Regions from separate parts of the Homo sapiens genome. Here regions 1 and 2 are each linked to region 3. Evidence: chromatin loops called from intact Hi-C (ENCODE). Cell type or tissue: endothelial cell of umbilical vein. All regions are shown on one strand. Each heading gives the region's core, and the rest is flanking DNA. Links, peaks and the distances in the headings are about the cores only.

Region 1 (5,400 bases), core at 117-5,116, 140 kb after region 3:
AGACCATAAATCCCTTGGGCAATTTGATAGAACTTTTTAGAATCGTGCTTTTCTTTCTTCTTTTCTTTTCTCCTCTCCTTCCTTTTTTTTTTCTTTTTTTTTTTTTGACAAAGTCTTGCTCTGTCTCCCAGGCTGGAGCGCGATGGTGTGATTTTGGCTCACTGCAACCTCCGTCTCCCAGGTTCAAGTGATTCTCCTGCCTCAGCCTCCTGGGTAGCTGGGATTACAGGCATGTGCCACCATGCCCAGCTAATTTTTGTATTTTTAGTAGTGGCAGGGGTTTCACCATGTTGGCCAGGCTGGTGTCGAACTCCTGACCTGATTGCCAAGGAAATCACTTAGACGGTAATAACGATACTGAAATATTAAAAACCAACGTTGTAAAATAGTAACAGGTAAGCTTATTTATTATCCACTAAGTAGCAAGATCTAACCCTGGTCTATCTACTACTGTAACTTCCAAGGAGTAAGGAGCACAACAATATTTTGATATATCTGCAGCAATTGATGGTGATACACACACATCTGTGATTTGTATGGGTGCCAAAGTCACAGGTACTGCTGATACCACGGCAGTTTGTCACTTACATTCCTAATAGAAGACAATGTTGCCATTTGATCAGAAGTTAGTGCAAAGCCAGGCACGGTGGCTCATGTCTGTAATCCCAGCACTTTGGGAAGCTGAGATGGGTGGATCACCTGAGGTCAGGACTTCGAGACCAGCCTGGCCAACATGATGAAACCCCATCTCTACTAAAAATACAAAAATTAGCCAGGTGTGGTAGCACGCACCTGTAATCCCAGCTACTTGGGAGGCTGAGGCAGGAGAATCACTTGAACCTGGGAGGTGGAGGTTGCAATGAGCTGAGATCGTGCCATTGCACTCTGGCCTGGGCAAAGAGTGAAACTGTCTCAAAAAAAAAAAAAAAAAAAGAGAAGTTAGTGCAAATAAAGATGTCATTTTTTTCCCGGGTTAAATTTATGGACCCCTGAATTCTACCTGTGCAAGGGTCCGAGGACTTCATGTTAGGGCTCCTGTTCATCGAGTGGCATTTCGCCCCAGTGTGCCCTTCTTACTAGCACCGAGGGCTGCTGAGCATCTCAGTAACCGAGCTGGGAAGGACGCGCCTTGGGTCTTAAATTTTCCATGATTGAGTGAATGGCTGCTCAGTTTTTCCATGTCATTGGGGAGGTTACGGGTATATGTCAAATTCCTGGTGGTGGCATTTGGGAATTGAGCCGTAAATGAAGGCTGGAGGGCAGAGTGGTCAAGGGCATATCACAGAGTCACAGGAGACCTAACTTCACATTCGGAACCCCCTGGCTATTTAGCTGTGTGTCCTTGGGCAGGTTAGGAATGGGTCAGGTCTCAGCTCTGTCACCTGTGCAATGGGGCTGAAGACCCTGCTCCTGGGTTTGCTGTGAGGACTCTGCGAGATAAGAGATGGAACATGTGGATACACCATTGGCATATGATGAGCACTCAACGTAAGGCGACTATTTGGCAACACCCCTTACTTCATTGTTTTATCTAGTACCTCTCTCCAAAGCTCGTGGAGTGCAACAGACAGCATTTGAGTTAGACCTTTGCAGATCGCTGCTGCTTTGTTCTCACTTGCAATCAGCTCACAGCTGGTAGCGTCCCCTCATGGGAGCTCTCAGAAAATTTGTCTCTTGCTCCCCATCCCCGGCCCCAACTTGAGTCATGCCCCAGGAATTTGGGAGAGGGCACCTTCAGCCAGTGGTGTGGCGATTTTTCCTTTCTTTCTCTTTCTCTCTTTTCTTTCTTCCTTCCTTCTCTTTTGTTCTTTTTCTCTCTTTCCTTCCCTTCCTTCCTCCCTCCCTCTTTCTTTCCTTCTTCCTTTTCTTTCTCTCTTTCTTTCTTTTCTTTTTCTTTCTTTCTCCTTCCATCCTTCTCTCTCCTTTCTCCCTTTCTTTTCCTTCCTTCTTTCCCTCCCTTCCTCTCTTTCTTTCCCTCCCTCCCTCAGTCCCTCCCCTCTATCCCTTCCCTCTTTCCCTCCCTCCCTCCCTCTCTTCCTTCCTTCCTTCCTTCTCTCTTTTTCTTTTCTTCTTTTCTCCCTTCCTTTCTTTCACCTTCTTTTTGTAATTGTGCCGAGTTGCTGAGTGAATCATTAAGGGAGCGAATTCCAAGTGCATGAGCGTCTCTGTGTTTCCCGGGACGGGTTTGGGCCAAGACAAACCTCTGTGATGCCAACAGCAGTTGCTTGAACAGTGGAGCTCAGAGCTGGCTTCCCGGCGCCGCTTGCAGGGGCTCTGTTTGAACTTTCTCCTCTCTCTTTCTACCTGGTGATTAAAGGAGCCACATGTAACTTTCTGCTTAGTCCTCTTTCTCCTTCTTTCCCGGTGCACACCCTGGGAAAGGCTCTGCGAAGTCCCACAGTGTTTCTTTAGGAGACTGGGCGGCCCCTTGATTTATGTTCACTTGGCAACGTAAAATTGAAATGGCCTGAGGACGCTGAATAACTGGAAAAGGGAGATGGAGAGGAGGCCTCTGGGTGTCTGATTCCATGTAGCTCATGCCTGGCCCTTCCCCCGTAGACCAGAGCCACGGACCTTGGAGTCCATGGGCAAAAGGAAAAGCAAATGAGGTGGCTGGAGTTGGAAAAAGAAGTCCAAAATTGTTCAGAGAAACTAGCATCATCTGTTTTTTCTGGGAGCCTGACGACTTTGTATTTTTTCCTCCTTCTTCCTTTCTCCTTCTCTGTCTTTTCTCTAGGGATCGCCTACCCATTTTGGATTTAATGCATAACCCATGGGGAAAAAGCAGAAATTTTAATCCCCAATCCGGCCCATGGTAGGGGCTCCATAAATGTTAGTTGAGTTAAATACTTTTTTATAAAAGAAGTTGGGGCCAGGCACGGTGGCTCATGCCTGTAATCCCAGCACTTTGGGAGGCCGAAGCAGGCAGATCACTTGAGGTCAGGAGTTCGACACCAGCCTGGCCAACATGGTGAAACCCCTGCCACAACTAAAAATACAAAAATTAGCCGGGTGTCATGGTGCACACCTGTAATCCCAGCTACATGGAGGCTGAGGTGGGAGGATAGTTTGAACGCAGGAGGCAGAGGTTGCAGTGAGCCAAGATCGTGGCACTGTACTCCAGCCTGGGTAACAGAGCAAGACTCTGTCTCAAATCATAATAATAATAAATAAAAGAAGTTGAAAGTCAACTTTTTTTGTTTGGTTCTGTGAAGTGTCTTGCCTGGGCCTGCAGAACCTGGGCTCATATCCCTCTGAAAGCACGGCTTGCATCCCATATAAACACTTGTGTCTGTTCTCAAATTACATTTTGAGCTATTTGAGGGCAGGGACTCTTCTTCCCTCCTTGACTCTTTCTTTCCACAAATATTTATTGAACACCTACTGTGTGCCATCATTATCTCCCTTCCACTCCACCCTAACTATTAGCATGTCTGTCTTTGAATGTTCGGGTCTCAGTGTTACATGAATAAATAAATGAATGGAAAAATGGAGTTTTAGGTGGGACTCCAGGAAGTGGACCAGGGTCTGAGGTTCTCCTGGAAGGCTTACATGTGGTTAACATCTTAGAATTGGGGCCAGGTGCAGCGGCTCAGGACTGTAATCCCAGTGCTTTGGGAGGTTGAGGCAGGAGGACTGCTTGAGGCAAGGAGTTTCAGACCAGCCTAGGCAACAGAGTGAGACTCTGTCCCTACAAAATTATAAAAATAAAATAAAATGAATTAGCCAGGCATGGTTATGTGTTCCTGTAGTCCCAGCTACTTGGGAGGCTGAGGTGGGAGGATGCCACGAGCCCAGGACTTCAAGGCTGCAGTGAGCTATGATTGTGCCCATGCACTCCAGCCTGTGTGACAAAGCAAGACCCTGTCTCTGGAAAAATAAAAAAAATCTTAGAATTGGGATGGAAGGCAACAGAGAGACAAGCTGGTCTCGGGTAGGAATAAGGACTGATAGTGATCAGTACCAACTTGGCTGCCATTTTGCCTTATGACTGGAAGATGTAACTCTTTGGACTGCGGTTGTTCTATCCCTAAAACGAGAGCAACCTCAAGATTTCTTGCAGATTTAGAGTTCTAGGATTCTCCAGAAACATTTACCCCTAAAACCAATAAAGTCAGATCCTTCCATAAAAGAATTATGACACCACCAGATTCGTCCCCTGCACTTTCTCTTCTTGGACTGTCTCTTCTTAGTCTCCCTTGGAACTGGATTTGTCTTTTCTTGTTCAAGAATCTATACTGGCTCCCAGTTGCCTATCATATCTAATGTGCCTTCCTCTCCTTGGCTTTCAAAAAATACACAGTCTGTGCACAGCCTACAAATCTCTCTGACATGCATCCCAGCACACAGCAGTGGAAATCCTCCATTCCAGCGAGGCTGTTTCCTCTCTGCCCCGACTTCCCTTCAGACCTTTACATGTGGTTCCCTCATGGAGTGCCCCTTCCTGTTCCTTTTATGATATCTCAATCCTCCTGATGTCATAAAGTTTCCAATTGGAGCCAAATTTAAGTTGGTTTTGAATAGAACATCCAAAACAAGGACTTACTCCAGGAAAAAAAAAATTTACTCATATTTCCAGACTCAAAACAAACTCTGTGATTCTCTTGGTTAATTTCCTTCCAGTCTTTTTTCTTTGGAGATCTGAGCAGAATTTTAAAGGAGGAACTCCACAACTTACATAGCCATCACCTTTGGTTGGTTGGACATGGAGGTTGCTTCTAATCTTTCACCGTAATCTACATGTCATGACGAACATCCTGTAACTAAATCTTTTTATATGTCTTTAATTATTTCCTTGGGCTAAATTCCTAACAGGTGAATCATCAGGATTAAAGGCTCTTTGATGATGGGGGTGTAGGGTTGGAGGAAGAGGAACCACGCTGTGATCTAAATCCTTCTGTGAGTCCATGGGGCACACTGAGTGAGAAAGTGACAACCTCCATCTTTTTCTTTGGGAACTGGCCGGTTGAGTGGGTGTCCCAGCACCTTTGCATCCCTGCCTATCATTTTTCTGCCCAACATCAAGTTTCTAAGACTTCTAGAAGGTTCTTCAAAGGCAATAGGTAATGGAAAATGAACAGCCAGCATAGCTTTAGTCAGTGGCAACATTTGCCATGCAGTGGCTGAGGATTCTGGAGCTGAGACTCTGCTGAGTCTGTCCCCTCCATTATCCCCACCCCCAAACACCCCCATCCCCCACTCTTGGGTTGATGGACTATGGCACTTGGACAGACACATGTGATTGACTGTGGTATTAAGAAAATATGTATGACACAATGTTTTTTAGCTTTTTCCAGAGATATTTATATCACACAAATGGCATGTTGGTTTCTTTTTTTTTTTTCCATCTCAACCACTAAGAATGAATAAATCAATTGTCTTAATCAGGCTAATGGAGAG
Region 2 (5,400 bases), core at 144-5,143, 72 kb after region 3:
TGGTAGAGATGGAGTCTTACTATGTTGCTCAGGCTGGTCTTGAACTCCTGGTCTCAAGCTATCCTCCTGCCTTGGCCTCTTAAAATGCTGGAACTAGAGGTGTAAGCCACCATGCCTGGCCTAGGACTGGAATCTTTCTGGGACTCGGTTCTGACATCCATGAAGTGGGATACAATGCCCACCTTATAGAGCCAGGCCCAGTGGCTCACATCTGTAATCTCAGCACTTTCGGAGGTCAAAACGAACAGATCACTTGAGGTCAGGAGTTTGAGACCAGCCCGGCCAACAAGGTGAAACCCTGTCTCTACTAAAAATTGAAGAATTAGCAGGGCATGGTGGCGGGCGCCTGTAATCCCAGCTACTCAGGAGGCTGAGGCATGAGAATCGCCTGAAACCGGGAGGTGGAGGTTGCAGTGAGCTGAGATCGTGCCACTGCACTCCAGCCTGGGTGACAGAGTGAAACTTGGTCTCAAAACAAAGCAACCAACCAACCACCTTATAGGATGTGGTGAGACTTGTAAAGCAAGGGCAGTCAAGTGCTTGGCCCAGGAATAAATAGACATTAAACCCAGCACTTCTCTAGAATCTGAGATGCCTGGCTCCTGATCTAATGGCCTGCACATCCCCTAATTTCTCATCCAGATGCTTTTTCTGTCACCCAGCTGGCTCTAGCTGAGTTACTGGTGTTCCTACTGAGTCTTCCTTACTCTGATCTGAAAGCCTAAGATATGCATCTTACATAAAAATTAGAATCATGGGGCAGCGTGGCTCATGCCTGTAAGCCCAGCACTTTGAGAGGCCGAGGCGGGCGAATCACAAGGTCAGGAGTTCAAGACCAGTATGGCCAACATTGTGAAATCCCATCTCTACTAAAAATACAAAAATTAGCCGGGCATGGTGATATGCATCTGTAATCCTAGCTACTTGGGAGGCTGAGGCAGGAGAATCACTTGAACCATGGAGGTGGAGGTTGCAGTGAGCCGAAATCATGCCACTGCCCTCCAGCCTGGGTGGCAGAGCGAGATTCTGTCTCAAAAAAAAAAAAAGATTCAAAAAAGATTCACGCATCTGGACATATCACTCAGCATGCAGACTGGAGTCCTCTCTTCTCTCCCACATCCTGGCGTCTCTTCTGTCCTCTGGCACACCATCACTGTTGGCCAGCAAGCTGGGTCTCTCATCTCTTCAGCCTTGTCTCCATCCTAGCTCTGTGTCTCTGGGTCAGTACCAATTATCCATACACACATTCATGCATCCCAGGACAAGGCCAAGCTTCTGTCGGGAACACGGACTCCATTTGAAGTCAGGCAGGTAGGGTGGGGATCTGGCCCTTATACCTGGCTGTGGAACCTTGAGTGTGTTACTCAACCCCTCTTGGCCTCAGTTTCTTTATCTGTAAAGCATGGACAGCCATGTTTACCTGTCAGGGCCACCCTGAGTATGAAATGAACTAACAAATGGGAAGCCAGCATGGTTTAATGAACGTGTTCTCCAGGAAGTAGGGGTCAAAAAACAACCCTCTCTATATATTGCAGCAGTGTAAAGAGCCTTATATGCATTCTTCCCATGTTACAGTGGGGACAGGGGCTCAGAGATGTGAAGTGAGCTTCCCAAGGTCACACAGCAAGTGAGCGGAAGGGCTCTGCGCCTAACTTCCCGTACCACCTCAGGCCAGCTCCTTCTCTACTTGGGGCCTCCGTGTCCCCATCATTGTTCAGATGATCTAGAAGCTCTCGTTCTATTCTTTTTCTTTTTTTTTTTTTTCAGACAGAGTCTCACTCTTGTTGCCCAGGCTGGAGTGCAGTGGTGCGGTCTTGGAACATGGGAGGCAACCTTAGCCTCCCAGGTTCAAGCAATTCTCATGCCTCAGCCTCCCAAATGGCTGGGATTATAGGCACTTGCCACCACGCCTGGCTAATTTTTGTATTTTTAGTAAAGACGGGGTTTCACCATGTTGGCCAGGCTGGTCTTGAACTCCTGACCTCAGGTGATCTGCTGCCTCAGACTCCCAAAGTGCTGGGATTACAGGTGTGAGCCAACATGCCTGGCCTCTCGTTCTCTTCTATATCCAGAGTCCTAACTCCCTCATGGTTCATCTCCTGGGAGGGGCGGGGACGGCTTACCCACCTGTCCTTCACCTGGCCTCCTGACCCACAGGCAGTGCCCCCACATCTGTCCCCAAGGCTTCTCTCCCCTCCCTTCCCTCTCTCCTTCCTGCTGCTTAAGAGCATTATTTGCTTCTTGCAAAATGGCCTTATGCTGGGGAGAGCCCCCTCTGCGTCCTACAGGTATTTCTGCTCTTGGCTGACTTGTTTTCACAGTGCCGATCTGACAGTTCTGCAATGGAAATGAGGGTTTTCTGGCATGGTTGTGGCAGGGTGCGGAAGCTTTACTCAGCTCAGACTCATGACAACGATGATTCCTCATAATAAGCCCTCTCATCTGAGTCAGCTACCCAGGAATTCTATAAAATACGTGGGAAGAGGCCCCTGGTGGGAACTTAGATCCCGACGGTCACTCTTCCTGGTGTGGCTGGTCCTGCCTTAGTTACTGCCACCTCCCTCTGCCCTTCACAGCCAATTCCTACTTCTCCTTCAAGTCTGGTCTAAAATGTCACCTCCTTAGAGAGGCCCTCCCAGATTGCTCATGTAAATAGCCTCTTCCCTCCATTCTCATCCTAGCTTCCTGTTTGCTTCCTTCAGCAGACTTAACCCAAATTACAATTTTACACATTCATGTTATTTGCGGGCTGTTAAGTATTAAAGATTCTGAAAGGGGTGGGGCTGGCGTCACGTTTTTCATTGATCCCTGCCCCAGCTCTGTCAGTGTCTAGCACACAGTAGGTACTCCATGCATTTTCGGTGAATGAATAAAAACATTGTTTGGAGCAGTGAGGGAGGCCCGGGGAAGCTGCTTTTTGGCAGTGAGAACACGCGGAGCTGGAGATCCTCCTGCAGGGAGCTGACTTCATCCTTCTTGTTCCCGTCCCAAACCTTGTCCAGAGGCTACAGGGAGGGAACTGTATGTACAACTATCTTTGCAGCTTTTCAGACTTCCGAACAAGCTGCCTTCCCAAGAAAACACATTACCCAGAGGCTTTTTCTCCCCTCCTGCTCAGACAGGCAGTGGCCCAAGGAACGGCGTTTTGTTTATGATAATAAAGTGGGACCCATGGCAACGCATTGTGATGTCATGGCAGTGTGAGATCATAAATCCTTCCAGGGGAAGAATGAAGCGCAGCGGACACAGTGGCTTCTCAGCCTCCCCTGGCCCAACTGAGGCTGTTGCTAGATATGTTTTTCCTGTATCAGGTGGTTCATTTCTTTTTTTCTTTTTCTTTTTGCCTCTTGATCTTTTTTTTCTTTTGTCCCTAAAGAAAAAAAATTAAAATAAATAAATAAAAGTTTTAAAAAAACTCTGAGTGGAAAGATTTGTCCCAGGAATTTCCTGCTGGCTAATGTCCAGTTCGCAGAGAATGCCAGCAATAATGGGAACAATGCTCACTCGTCCCGGACCTGTGATGAGAAAACTTTCCCAATTCCCCAGTTCCGTGGCTGAAATATGGCAAAGCCTTGGAGAGTTACTGGGCAGCGGACCATGGAGTTTGCAAGGAAAGATGTCCCTTGCTCACACTCTTAGTCTGCCCGTCCACCGTCAACCTTTCTCTCTCTTTTGCTCCTTCTCCATTTCTGTTTCTTCTTGCCACTCTCAATCTGTCTGGCTCTCTCTTACGTGGGTTTTCCGTTGTTTCTCCACCACTCTCCGTTTGTCCCTCTCCAGCTTCGTCTCGATCTCTCTTTCTCAGTCTCAGTCTGTGTTTTTCTTTCTCCACATTTCATTCTCCTGCTGAGTCTGTCTGTCCCTCCCAGGCTCTGTCCTGGTGGTCCTCACTGGTTTTGACTCGCTGTTTCTCTCTTTCCCCACTCACTTTCCTCCTCCCTTCCCTCTGTGCTTATGTTACTGAAGGAAATCACATTTGGAACTCTGAGGACTGAAGAAGGGCAAAGCTGCCCCTGGGGTTTTGTGATCTGCAAGCTGAGTGGCGACGGGTCCCTATTTCCAGGGTGGGTGTTCCGCGAGGCAAACCAGACCCCGACGCAGGATATCTACCCCCATTCAAGGAATATGTTGAGCCTGTGATACAGGAGCTGGAGAGAAGGTCACTGGCCAGTCTGCCAGGGCCTGTAGACTTTCCAGCACTTCTCCCTGCCAGCCCCACCCATGCCTTCTCTGCTACCATCCTCCCCACCCTCAGCACACACTGCAGATGGGGAGGAGAGGCGCTCACTTGGCGGGAGGAGGGAAGGGAGGGGAGTAGGCTCTTCCAATCTTTGGCCACCCCAGGGCCCTTGTTCTGCCTGGAGCCTCCTTTTGACAACCCATATTCTGTTCCGCAACAGCCCCCATACTTAATCTAAATCTGGGTTTTTCAGCCTCAGTCCTATTGACATTCAGTGCTGGATGATTATTTGCTGTGGGGGACTGTCCTGTGTTGTAAGATGTTTAGTGGCATCTCTGGCCTCTATTAGATGCCACCACGAACAACTCCCCTCGCATGGTCACAGCAAAAATGACTCCAGACCAAATGTCCTGTGGGGGTAGCGATGGGGGGTGGGGTTAAAACCACCCCTGGCTGAGAACCACTGGTCTAAACCATCTCTGCTCCTGCTCCTTCCATCCACATTCCTCCCTGTTACTCTCATTTTCTCTCTTGCTAAAACCCTCCATGGCTCCCTATTATTATTAGTAGTAGTAGTAGTAGCAGTACCATGAATATCATAGCAAACACCTATATAGGGCTTTCTGTGTGCCAGGGATTTGGCCATGTGCTTTGTGTATATATTAACTAATTTCCTAGCCCCTATCTCACGGGGCTGTTGTGAGGTTGATCATGAGAAAGCAACATAGCACCTAGCCCAGTGCTAAGAGGTTGTTATTACTACGAGTCTGTGGGTCTTAGTGTCCCTAAGCCACACCCTGTCATGCCACTATGCTTTTGCACCTACCTTTCCCACTGCCTGGACCTACTTTGCCCCCTTTCTCCACTTGGTGCCCTTCTCCCCCACTGGGACCTGCTTCCCATCTGAGTGGCTCTCCCAAGACTTTCCTCTGGGCCTAGAGCACCCTGGGCCCCTCCACTGGAGGCTCCTATCTCCAGTTCAGCAGACTGACCAGGAGCTGGAGGTGGTACAGGGGCGATGGTTTATTCAGGGGTACTGGGTCTGGAGGTTCTTCTTGTTCTTTCTTTTTTTTTTTTTGATACAGTGTCTTACTCTGTTGCCTGTCGCCTAGGCTGGAGTGCAGTGGCATGATCTCAGCTCACTGCAACCTCCATCTCCTGGGTTCAAGGGATTCTCCTGCCTCAGCCTCCCAAGTAGCTGGGACTACAGGCGCCTGCCG
Region 3 (5,400 bases), core at 335-5,334:
GATACCCCGTCTCTACTAATAATATAAAAAGTAGCCGGGCATGGTGGCAGGCGCCCGTAGTCCCAGCTACTCGGGAGGCTGAGGCATGAGAATCATTAGAACCCAAGAGGCAGAGGTTGCAGTGAACCAAGATCATGCCACTGCATTCCAGCCTGGGTGACAGAGTGAAACTGTCAAAAAGAAAGAAAGAGAGAGAGAGAGAGACAGAGAGAGAGAGAGAGAAAGAGAGAAAGAGAGAAAGAAAGAAAGAAGAAAGAAAGAAAAGAAAAGAAAAGAAAAGAAAAGAAAAGAAAAGAAAAGAAAAGAAAAGAAAAGAAAGAAAGGAAAAAGAAAATTACAGCCCATGGGCTGGCTGTTTTTGTCAATAAAGTTTTATTGGAAACAGCCATGTGCATTCATTTATGGTAATCCATGGCTATTTCCACACTACAGCAAGAAAGTTGAATAGTTGCCACAGAGACTGTAATGCCTCGCAAAGATATTTACTATTTGGCCCTTTGCAGAAAAAGTGTACCAACCCCTGTAAATCAAGACGAAGAGCGGAGGTTCAGAGGAGCTTCAGCAACCTGCCCTAGTTTTCTCAGTGAGCCAAGGAAGGCCTGGGGCTCAAATCTGAAACCCCAGATCTTAGGGCAGGTTTCTACGCCCTGGACTCCATCCTTGCTTTCTCCCAGGGCTCCCTTTCTACGCCCCAAACTCCATCCTTGCTTTCTCCCAGGGCTGCCTTCCACGGAGGTTCCCGGTGCTCTGCATTACACCCCACAGGTGGCTCTTGCCTGGCTTTGGGGGGCTCAGGGCAGCAGCCAGCTGGAGACTTCAAGTACAGGCACTTAAGGCACGGTGGGACCAGAGAAAAGAAAGTTGGCTGGAGAAGTTTTGTTTATTTGTTTGTTTTCATTTTTTGAAGGCTGGAAGTGCATTTGCTAAAGAACCTCACTTCTACCGATCTCATTTTCCACGCACTTACAAACGGACCAGAGGTTGCAAAAGTGAGTCTCTCCTCGCTTCTACCGATCTCATTTTCCACGCACTTACAAACGGACCAGTGGTTGCAAAAGTGAGTCTCTCCTCGCTGAACTGCTCTGTTGTTTCCAGTTTCTGAGGGGCCATCTCGGGCAAGGCTTGGATGGGGCAGGGCCTTCTCTAGGTCTTGGGACCGCCCCTCATTGCAGGAGACAAAACTTCCCACATCCCACATCCAGGCTTCTCTGATGTCCCCTCCCCCGCACCCAACCCGCACCCATCTTCCCTGTTTCAACCCTCCAACTCCCCTCTCCCCAGCATCTCCAGGGGTCTGCGTTCTCCTTCCCAGCCCTGGGAGCTTTATTTCAAGCTGAGATACAATGACACATCATGTTCCTTTTCTCTTTCCTTCTTCTTTTTAATAAAGCTGTTTTGTGTCTCCACACCACCCCCCTTCTGCATTCCTTGCATCTTAGTCTTCCCGTCCCCCTCCTGTAGGAAATGTCTAGGATTCTCTCACTGGGGTGTAATGGTTAAATTGCTACCAGCTGATTAAACAGCAGCAGTCGAAGCTGTAATCCTCAGCGTTCAGGAACCTGGGAAGGCAGGGACGAGTGCCCTGACCGCTTAGCCCCTGCTGACCCCCCTGCCAGGCGCCCGCCCAGTTTCACCCCTTTCATTTGTCCCGGGTTGCTTAATAGAATCTGCTGGGAAGGGGCGAGGGGCTGAGAAGGAAGAGGAAGGAGGAGGGAAGAGGGAACAGGCAAGAGGGGAGGAGGAGAGGGTCCCTCCACCAGCTCTGGTTCAACCTCCAAGGAATGTTGCTCCCACCCCTGTCCCTTTCCTGCCCCCCTGTAAAACCACACACACACACACACACACACTCTCACACACGCACATACTCACATTAGCGTACACACTCACATGTTCACACACTTACAGATACTTGCATATACTCACAGCCACACACACACACCCACATGCTCCCTTGTTCATACACACAGCCACGCACACACTTTCTCAAACTCATACATACAGACACACATACACACTCATGCTCACACACAGTCACATATGCATAAACGCATGATCACACACACACAGCCACACACATTCACACACTTTGATACCCCCCAGAGCCAGTCTCTTTCTCATTCTCTGCAGAATGAAGACCACATGAAGGAGAAATCCCACCTGCCCTGCTGCTCCTCCTGGGAAAGCTTCCTCCCCGCACCTGCCCCCCATATAGGGAAGGGTCAGAAAGATGGGAACTGTGAGATCAGAGACCGGTCTGGGAAGCGGGAAAGTGCAGGCTTTGGGTGCAGGCAGCCAGCTGCAGGATCCTGGAGTCAGGACTTCCTTTCTTCCTGCCTCTCTGAGGATCGAGTGGGAAAAACACCCAGCCCAGTCAGGCAGGCACAAAACATGTGTTACCTCGATGATCTGTGCTGGGTGCTGGGGTGCAGTGCAGCTGGCATAGCCTTCTGCACCCTTGAAAGCAACGTGTCCCTTGGGCTCCTTGATGGACACTTCCCACCCTTGGCTCTTCACCTGCAAACTGACCTGTGACCATCATATGAGACCCTGGGTGTGCAAAGGTGTGGCCACAACTTAGCACATGCCAGGGTCCCACGACGATGGTTTTCCTGTATGATTAACGTTGCTGTCGATTCAGGCTCTGGACTAAGAATAGCAGGGGGCAGCCAGCCTCCTTGGGAAAGTTTATTTCCGTGGAAAGTATAGTTCAGATGAGTGAGGATCTGGCCTCGATTCATCCTCCCTCCCTCACACTTAGTCAGAAACCAGGGAAGGGCCTACTGGATGGAGGGGGAATTGGCTCACAAGCACTGGAAGTTTGCCACTGCTCCAAGTACGCTGCTCTCTGAAGCAACCTTTCTCTTTCCCCTGGGAGAAAAAAGCCTCCAAGCAGGGTGTAGGAGAGGGCAGAGGGAATGGCTGCCGAGGGCCCTAGGCCAGCCTTATTTCTGTGCAGCGGGTTGAATGGTGTCTCCCATTCATGTCCACCTGGAAACTCAGAATGTGACCTTTTTTGGAAACAGGGTCTTTGCAAATATCATTCAGGTAAGAATGAAGATGACATCATACTGGGTTAAGGTGAGCCTTTTTCTTTTCTTTTCTTTTCTTTTCTTTCTTCTTTCTTTCTTTTTTTTTTTTTTTGAAACAGAGTCTCACTCTGTCACCCAGGCTGGAGTGCAGTGGCGTGATCTCGACTCACTGCAACCTCCGTTTACCAGGTTCAAGTGATTCTCCTGCCTTAGCCTCCAGAGTAGCTGGGATTACAGGTGCCCACCACCACGCCCAGCTAATTTTTGTATTTTTAGTAGAGATGGGGTTTCACCATGTTGGCCAGGCTGGTCTTGAACTCCTGGCCTCAAGCGATCCTCTGGCCTCAGCCTCCCAAAATGCTGGGATTACAGGAATGAGCCACCATGCCCAGACCAAGGCGAGCCTTAAATCCAGTGTGAGTGTCCTAAAGAAAGCTAGAGAAGGACCTAGAGACTGTGAGGATAGAGGTCGACATTGGAGTGATGCAGCCGCGAGCTAAGGAACTCCAGGAGCCACCAGAAGCTGGAAGGATACTGGAAGTGACATTTTGATTTTGGACTTCTGGCCTCCAGAACTGGGAGAGTAACACATTTCTGTTGTTTTCAGCCATGCAGTGTGCGGTAATTTGTTACAGTAGCCACAAGAAACTAATATGCTTTGCAAAGCATGTGTCAATGATCCCATTTTACAGATAGGAAAACCAAGGCACAGCGAGGGAAAATTTGCCTAAAAATCACACAGTTGGTTGGAAGTGAAGCCAGGATTCCAGCCCAGGTCTGTGTGATTCCAGCACCTGGACCCTGGACCACCGAGTTCACAGAGAAGGGACATTTCTGCAGGGGAGAGCTGTGGTCAAAGAGAGGAATAAAGGCAAGTGTTGGCTTCCTCAGAAAGCGGCAAACAGACCGGCAAGGAAGCTGTGGCAAGGGGTCTGGGAGATGGGACCCACTGTCTCAGACATCTTCCCCTAGGCTTAGAGTCCACATCAGGGAAGGGTTGCTGAGAATTCCACTGGAGTGTCTCCCAACCCCTCCCCCACCCCTCAATCTGGAGAGCCAGGTGGTTATGAGACAAAGAAGCAAAGGACCTCTGGTCACAGCTGACCAGAACATTCTTCCTGTCTGGGAGCTGCCCTGATCTTGCAGTGGGCAGTGAGCTACTACACCTGCCCTCTGGGAGGCTGAGTATTTACCTAGAGGCACTGCTGGGGCTGCCGGCCTGGGAGCAAAATTTAAGGAGGCACTTGTTCTCAGGGCCATGCATGATGTTCAGGGTCGTGACTTGCGTGAACCTGAGAATGAGCGCCTCCTTAAAAATTGCACCTGGTTTGCCTGGCCCTATTCCTGGCCCCACCCCAGGGGTAATTTATCAGAGGAACAGAGGGTATTTGGGGTCCATTGGCAGCTGGTAGGTGCAGAGTCACACAGACCTGGGCTTGAATACTGACTTCAGTCACTTAATAGCTGGGTGACCATGTATGGGTCTATTCTTTTACTTGAGCTCAGTTTTCTCATCTATAAAATGGGGATTATAGAATAAAACTGACCTCATAGGTGGTTGTGGGATTAAATGAAGAGTGTCCACATAAAGTACCCGGCACTCAGTAATGTTAGCTTATTATTATCTTTTTTTTTTTTTTGGCAGCTTAGAAAGAGGAAGTTCGTGGGTTGCAAAGTGAGTAATGGCTGCATCTGGGAGCTGATCAAAGGTGGCCAGCCAAGTTGAGTAGCCAGTTCGGTGTATGAGACTTAACAACACTGGTAATTTCTTTCTTTTCTTTTTCTTTTTCTTTTTTTTTTTTTTTTTTTTTTTGAGGCACTCTGTTGCCCAGGCTGGAGTGCGGTGGCGTGATCTTGGCTCACTGCAATGTCTGCCTCCCAGGTTCAAGCGATTCTCCTGCTTCCGCCTCCTAAGTAGCTGGAACTACAGGCACACGCCACCAGGCCCAGCTAATTTTTGTATTTTTTAGTACAGACAGAATTTCACCATGTTAGCCAGGCTGGTCTCGAACTCCTGACCTCAGGTGACCCACCCGCCTCAGCCTCCAAAGGTGCTGGGACTGCGCCTGGCCAACACTGGAAATTTCTTGTTTAAGAAAATTCCAAGCTCATACTGGGAGGGCGAGGCCAGGACATGAGGCTGCAGTGGACATCCATAGCTGCAGGGAGCCTCACTCGCTAGGCTCTTCCACATGTGTGAAGCCATCACATTCCTCTAGGCACCGCCCAGGACATCTCCTGCTGGAGGAGCGTTAGAGAGTGTCCCGGCTCCCCCTAGATCCACCTCTGACCATCTGATCTGGTTACTTCCTAACGTCCTGTTTGTTTTCCTCTAAACCAGAGAGAACGTTGAGCTGGGTCATTGGCGATA

What was found. Hi-C counts contacts between places; a loop is a spot of excess contacts. Peaks named below come from ENCODE experiments on the same cell type or tissue, not always from the same donor. Only the 100,000 strongest peaks of a DNase experiment are listed, where the experiment ranks them.
Region 1: a loop joins it to region 3, with 4 times the contacts of the local background. A loop is called at or near these places in 5 of 110 quality-filtered maps.
Region 2: it touches region 3 in a loop (10-fold over the local background); 6 of 110 quality-filtered maps call a loop at or near these places.

The regions. Positions count from the first base shown.
Region 1 is chr12:116,523,409-116,528,808 of GRCh38, forward strand. No RefSeq gene overlaps it. Among named protein-coding and RNA genes, the nearest start is that of LINC00173, 7.3 kb to the right of the region's middle. RefSeq lists an enhancer at 4,388-5,400. In endothelial cell of umbilical vein, for the core only: no CTCF peak of the experiment used is centred there; DNase peaks (open chromatin) are centred at 2,203 and 4,783; H3K27ac peaks cover 1,464 bases.
Region 2 is chr12:116,452,670-116,458,069 of GRCh38, forward strand. No RefSeq gene overlaps it. Among named protein-coding and RNA genes, the nearest start is that of MIR4472-2, 27 kb to the left of the region's middle. RefSeq lists enhancers at 1,976-2,514, 4,235-4,734. In endothelial cell of umbilical vein, for the core only: no CTCF peak of the experiment used is centred there; DNase peaks (open chromatin) are centred at 2,542 and 3,172; H3K4me3 peaks cover 206 bases; H3K27ac peaks cover 2,305 bases.
Region 3 is chr12:116,380,622-116,386,021 of GRCh38, forward strand. No RefSeq gene overlaps it. Among named protein-coding and RNA genes, the nearest start is that of MIR4472-2, 45 kb to the right of the region's middle. RefSeq lists an enhancer at 2,288-2,964. In endothelial cell of umbilical vein, for the core only: no CTCF peak of the experiment used is centred there; DNase peaks (open chromatin) are centred at 1,500, 2,020 and 2,720; H3K27ac peaks cover 2,719 bases.